Linked DNA regions of Homo sapiens: region 1 is linked to region 2. Evidence: chromatin contacts called from ENCODE POLR2A ChIA-PET data. All regions are on one chromosome and are shown on one strand. Each heading gives the region's core, a stretch centred on a gene start or an enhancer-like site at or near the end of the contact. The rest is flanking DNA. Distances are from core to core; before and after follow the strand shown. Region 1 overlaps LOC105372997 (a long non-coding RNA gene). Region 2 overlaps KIAA1671.

Region 1 (3,092 bases), core at 547-3,046, 6.2 Mb before region 2:
TGGTCTTGAACTTCTGACCTCAAGCAATACTCCTGCCTCAGCCTCCCAAAATGTTGGAATTATAGGCAAAACCCACCATGCCTGGCCTATACCTAGTACTTACAAGTTAGGAGGTACTCACAAAAATTCCTGATAACAGCTAACATTTATTCAGGGATCAATGAATGTCAACAATCCAATGATTTTGGTAATTTTTCTCTCTCTCTCTGCCTCCCTCCATATGAGGAAACTGAGCCATAGTTTAGTAGCTTGCCTAAGATGACATAGCTAGGAAGCAACAGAGCTGGGATTTGAATCCTCATGTTGGTGCCTGCATTCTTAACCACTATGATAACAGGCTAAGAAAGCTTAAAATTATAGATGCTAAGTAACTTACCTAAGATCTTTTTAAACATTTAAAAAGTTTTTTTTTTCCTTTGTTAGTAGGCAAGGAACTAAGATCATAGTGCAGTGCTAAGACTAGAACCCAAGTATTTTCAAAGGCTACGCTCGGCTGGGCGTGGTGGCTCATGCCTATAATACCAGCACTTTGGGAGGCTGAGGTGGGTGGATCACGAGGTCAGGAGTTTGAGATCAGCCTGGCCAACATGGTGAAACCCCATCTCTACTAAAAATACAAAAAATAGCTGGGCGTGGTGGCGGGTGCCTGTAATCCCAGTTATTCGGGAGGCTGAGGCAAGAGAATCTCGCTTGAACCTGGGAGGCGGAGGTTGCAGTGAGCCAAGATCGCACCACTGCACTCCAGTCTGGGCGACAGAGCGAGACTCTGTCTCAAAAACAAAAACAAAAACAAAAAAAAACCCCAAAGCCTACGCTCATAAATTATTTGGTATACTGCTTCTCCTACTTTAAAAGTCAGTACTAAGCTCATACTGGGTGTTAATACATTTTAAAACTGCAAATCCAGTTTACTGAAATTGGAGAATATCAGATCCCCTTCCAAGAGAGGCATAATTGTAGCTTACTGGGTGAATTCACCTTTTATATTGACAGTCTAGCCTTATGAACCAATTAAGTTTGTAGTTTCTGCATTCTTCCTGTGACACTGAAGACTGTTTTCATCAATGTGAAAACCATGTTATCTAAGCTAAATCAAAATCCACTCTCATTCAGAATTTATTCTTCCTTTTATTTCTCAACACCAGTGACATGTTCCCAAGTTCTCTGCCTTTGTGGCTCCTTAGTTTCCAGTGTGGAATGTCTTATTTCTGAAAGCAACCTGTGATTGACAAGCCTTCTTGGCTATTCTGTAGTTTACCCTAAAAAAAATCTGTTCTCTCTGTCGGCTCATTAGACTGCTTTTCCTTACATGGTACTCTGCTTTTCCCCTTTATTTCAAGCATTTATTAAAACTAAACTATGTACCAAGCATACACAAAATGGATATAACCTAACTCTTTGAAGGCTACACTTCAAAGAAACAGCCTTGGTGTTTACATATTTTGACTAGAATATTATTTCCCTAACAAGCTGCATAAAACCATTCCTGCTCAGTTTGTAATTATACACCAAAATATTGAGCACAATTTCAGTAGCTACTTCTACAGCACATCATATAAAGTGAATTGCTGGAGCCAACTCATTAGGTCTTATTCCAAAGATTTTTACCAACACTTTGGCCCTCTTTTGCTGACAAAAAAGGATTCTTAAGCCTTTTAACAGCTTTATAACTTCCTTATTAGAGTTCACTCACTAACATATCCTGTTAACAAAATGAAGTGCCCATCCTTCTTGGGAAACACTCTGGAGAATATTTCCTGATTTCATCGCACAGCTTTGTCTCTGGATTAGTAATCATCTAATACGAAACTGAGGATATGAGTATTATGTTTCACAATGTTGTCTTCAAGGATATAAACAACTCAAAATTTAAGTATTTGAGTAGCACTGTATCACATTATTATTGCCGTGATATTTTCAGAAGAAATCTGAAGTCTGCGCTAACTACAGGCCATAAAATATGGCCATCTTGCCCCAATAAATGGAGCAAAGTTCAAATCTGGATCATCAGAAAAAGACAAGAGGCACATTTCTAAACCAAATCTGATTGCCTTGAGGAAGGAAGGTACTGAACCTGTTAGAGTACATCTCTGAAGGACTGAGAATCAAGTCCTTCATTCCCTCGCCCCCTAAAAAAATCCAATCAATCATGCTGATAAATGTCTTAGTTACAGGGGAGAAAAAATAGACATGACTAAGCTGAAAAAAATCTTCTGGCTTTGTATCTTTTCTAGGCAGTGCTGTTCCTGATAAGACACATGACACAAAATATGGTTTTGCTGAGTATCAAGGTAAGTTAGGGAAAATAGTATTTTTTAAATAGGAAAATTAGATGACAACAGCAACAGGTAAAGAAGCCTTGGGCTTCTGAGGTAGAAATACTAGCATCCCTACATAGGCATGGTAGATAATCTGAAACTAGTACAAGTGCTGGCCTGTTATAGCCTGTCTCTACCGTAATCAGAGGGAAAAGTATTACAATCCAGCAAAAGTAGCCCTTCAAAATCTAAGGAGGAGCATTTCATCAGATATCAATAAATGAACCCTCGCTGCATACAAAGGCAATACATTACGTGCTGAGTGACCAACTTCAAAGAACCTTCTGCTGTTCTGAAATTTAAAACTACTCTCATTTCCTCAAGCCTGTATTTTATGTAATGAAACAAAATGCACATCATATGTCTCCTGCTGCACTGTAAGAGTAAACATAGGACCCCTCCCACCAAAAATTGTGCAAAGAGCCCTTCCCCTTCAGCTTTTTGCTATAGAAATATCCTACTACTTCCCTGAAAATAGTATATGCTTTCTTTGGCAAGTGGAATATCACCCTGTTACTCTCTCCCTTACTCTGCTTCACTTTTTTTCGCATAACGCTTAAGATTACCTAATATTTTACATGTTTATCATGTCTCTCCCAATTAGAATATAAGCTTCATGAGGGCAGAGATTTCAAATATTTTGTTCACAGATGTATTCCCAGTATCTACAACTATATTTAGCATGTAGCAGATTCTCAAAAATATTTGTAAAATTAATAAAATTTAAAAATCCCTATTATATTGGAATTGTTAAATTAAAAAAAAATTTTGGCC
Region 2 (3,487 bases), core at 878-3,377:
GGTCAACAGGGTGGTCCATCAGCCCACATCTATTTTTATTTTTTACTTCTTTTTGAGACAGGGTCTTGCTCTGTCTCCCAGGCTGGGAAGCAGTGGTACAATCCTAGCTTACTGCAGCCTCGAACTCTTGGGCTCAGGTGATCCTTCTGCCTCAGCCTGCTGAGTATTTGAGATTATAGGCGTACACCATTATACTTGGCTATTCAAAAAAAAATTCTTTTGTAGAGACTGAGTATTGCTGTGTTACCCAAGCTGGTCTCAAATTCCTGGGCTCAAGCAATCCTCCCGCTTTGATCTCACAGAGTCTTGGGATTACAGGCGTGAACCACTGCACCTGGCCAGCCCACATCTATTAAGCACCTATTATGTGCCAGGCACTGGGCCAAGGGCTGAGAGTTCAGTGGTAAACACACAAGCAACCTCCCTGCCTGACAGAGACTGCATGTAGTCATCAAATTAGCTTTGGAGTCAGATTTCCAAGTTCAAATCCCAGCTCTGCCCCTGGCCAGCTGTTGCATATCTGGTGGTTACTCAGCCTCTCAGAATCTCAGTTTTCTCTTCGGTAAAATAATAATAAAATCCACCCCTCAGGGCTATTTGTGAGGATTAATCAAGATCCCACACACTGAGGCACTTAGCGTCAAAGAGGATAATATCTTTTGCTGTTTCATGACTATTATTATTACTACTGTCACCTAGAGGTGATTACACGCTGAGTGAGGGCCACAGCCAAATGAACAAGTAGCAAGAGGGTCTGGGGAGAAAACAGTGGAACTAACCACATTTAGATTTTTTCCATTCAAAAATCTGGTCACAGAGTCAAACGTGGGGACATGAAGCTTAGAAACACAATGAAAACCACAGTGATTTCCCATCTCCAGGGAGACCAAGGCATGGAACACGGACCCTGCAGGAGGATCTTAAAAGGGCAGGTGAGGGATCTGCACCTTCCCCAAGAAGCTATCAGAAGCCCCAGCTGGGGTGTCACGCCCCACGGGCCACTCAGCAGTTCCTCACTACACTGAAAGCAGCCACCTCTGCCATGGGAGGCTGGAGTAGAGGAAGCCTGCGAGAGTCAGCCTCACAGACCCTGGGCGGGGCTGGAGAGGCAGCTGGGAAGAGCATGGGACAGGAGGTGGGGGTCCCTGCCATTATATCAGAGCCCTCCCCAGCTCCCAACAAACACCATCTCCATATTAAATGCCCACTCTAAGTCCAGCCCTGTGCCAAGGACACTAATGCCCCTTATTCTTAGCTAATCCTCAGCACAGTTCCTCCAAGGTGGGGCTGACCACTGCCACTTATAGAGAGGGAAACTGATGCCCACAGCCATGATGTGATTTACCAAAAGCCACACACCCAGTAGAGACAGGGCCAGGATTCTAGGCCAGGGTTCTCCCTCCAGAGCCCCGCCTCGCCTAGTGCCACATTCTTCTGTCATCCTCCTCGTTGCAAAGCTTGATATGCATAGAAAGCTTTCCTGTAGGCTGGGAAGTTGCTTCAACACCATGGGCCTCAGTTTCCCCATCTGAGAAACCAGAAGATCAGACTCCACGAAGTAGTAAAAATAATAGAGGGAGAGCTGGGTTCAAATACAGGCTCTAGCACTTCCTAGCCGGGGACCTTGGAGGAGATACCTAGCCTTTCAAGGCCTCAGTTTCCCTAATTGCAAAATGCAGGTAATAATGAGATCAACCCATTGGGGTTCTTATAAGGATATAATGAGACCCCTCTGAAAGGCGTTTAGTACAGGCTCAGGATTTTGTGAGCACTCAGTAGGAGTGGTGGTGGTGATGGTGACTTTTATCATCATATGACTATTGCTTATATCACTAATTACTACTGCTGTAATTGATAACCCCAAGAGAGCAGCTTGATGCCCCTAGCAAGGCCACAGGCCTTGGGACCGTCTGGCGAGGTTATCTCAGCAACAAAGGAGATTAAATAACTCACAACAGCCACACCAGAGGCTGTAGCCCTCAGCTATTCTTACTAATAGTTTGAAAGAGAAACTTAATCTCTCTCCCCATGCCCCAACTGTTGCTGGACCAGCACCAAGCTTGATGGTGATAGTGGTTTCTCCCCCCAGAAGAGAAGTGCAGCTATGAGAAGGACTCAGGCTGCCAACAGGAAGCTAAAAACATCCCACCACCAAGTGACAACTTTGCAGAAAACCTGTTGCAGCCCACGCTTGGCCCCACTTCTAAGAAGCTGACACAGGAGACAGCTCGAAATGTGAATCAAGATTTAAGGCGGGGAACAATTATGCATACAATAAACACCTGGGAATAACCTAAGTTTCCAACCACAAAGAATTGGCTACTAGATTCACCAATCCCTCTTCTGGGTATATATCCAAAGTAAATGAAACCAGTACCCCATAAACCAAGGCTGACAACAGGTAGGAATATTAAGCAGCTATTAAATATCATGGTTACAAACTTTTTAAATAACATGGCAGATTTTTTTATGCTGCCAGTGGACACACAAAAAGATAAGGACTGACAGGCTGGGTGCAGTGGCTCACGCCTGTAATCCCAGCATTTTGGGAGGCCAAGGCGGGTGGATCACCTGAGGTCAGGAGTTCGAGACGAGCCTGGCTAACACAGTGAAACCCCATCTCTACTAAAAATACAAAAATTAGCCGGGCATGGTGGCAGGCGCCTGTAATCCCAGCTACTCGGGAGGCTGAGGCAGGAGAATCGCTTGAACCCGGGAGGAGGAGGTTGCAGTGAGTCGAGATCGCGCCACTGCACTCCAGCCTGGGAACAAGAGTGAGACTTTGTCTCAAAAAAAAAAAAAAAGATGCGCACTGATGACTGGGTGCAGTGCTCACGCCTGTAATCCTGGCACTTTGGGAGATAGAGACCATCCTGGCTAACACGGTGAAACCCCATCTCTACTAAAAATAAAAATACAAAAAATTAGCTGGGTGTGGTAGCACGTGCCTGTAGTCCCAGCTACTTGGGAGGCTGAGGCAGGAGAATCGCTTGAACCCAGGAGGCAGAGGTTGCAGTGAGCCGAGATCACGCCACTGCACTCCAGCCTGGGTGACAGAGACTCCATCTCAAAAAAAAAAAGATGCGCACTGATTCACTCATTCAGCTGGCAGTGATGAGGCCCTACTAGGGATGAAACTAAAAGCGAAAAAATACAATGTGGGACCCTGAACTAGATCCTGGAACCAAAAAAGAACATTCGTGACAAAACTGGTGAAAGTAGAATAAGACAAGGTTTCTCAGCCTTGTCACAATTGACACTTTGGCCAGGATCATTCTTGGTGCTGTCGAGGGGAGGGGAGGGAAGGACCTGTCCTGTGCGTTATAGGATGTAAAGCAGCATCCTTGGTGTCTACCCACCATATGCCAGTAGCACCCCTGTCCTCAGCTGTGACAATCAAACATGTCTCCAGACATTGCCAAATGTCCCTTGCAGGGGAAAATCACCCCCACTGGAATTTAGTCTGGAGTTTAGTTCACAGTAATGC

What was found. ChIA-PET counts read pairs that join two places held with the same protein, here RNA polymerase II (POLR2A).
Region 1: POLR2A ChIA-PET joins it to region 2 with 10 read pairs in activated CD4-positive, alpha-beta T cell. The contact joins two enhancer-like sites. POLR2A ChIA-PET finds 5 or more read pairs at or near these places in 2 of 52 experiments (PC-9 and activated CD4-positive, alpha-beta T cell).

Annotation. Positions count from the first base shown.
Region 1 is chr22:31,295,140-31,298,231 of GRCh38, reverse strand. LOC105372997 (a long non-coding RNA gene) reads left to right here. Exons shown (of 4, transcript XR_001755493.3): 2 at 2,235-2,291. Among named protein-coding and RNA genes, the nearest start is that of PIK3IP1, 4.2 kb to the right of the region's middle. RefSeq lists an enhancer at 2,692-2,741. Within about 2 kb of position 1,796, at least 4 of the 41 ENCODE cell types and tissues checked have a DNase peak (open chromatin) inside an H3K27ac peak, as active enhancers do.
Region 2 is chr22:25,075,096-25,078,582 of GRCh38, reverse strand. All of the region lies in intron 6 of KIAA1671, which reads right to left. Among named protein-coding and RNA genes, the nearest start is that of KIAA1671-AS1, 36 kb to the left of the region's middle. Within about 2 kb of position 2,127, at least 2 of the 41 ENCODE cell types and tissues checked have a DNase peak (open chromatin) inside an H3K27ac peak, as active enhancers do.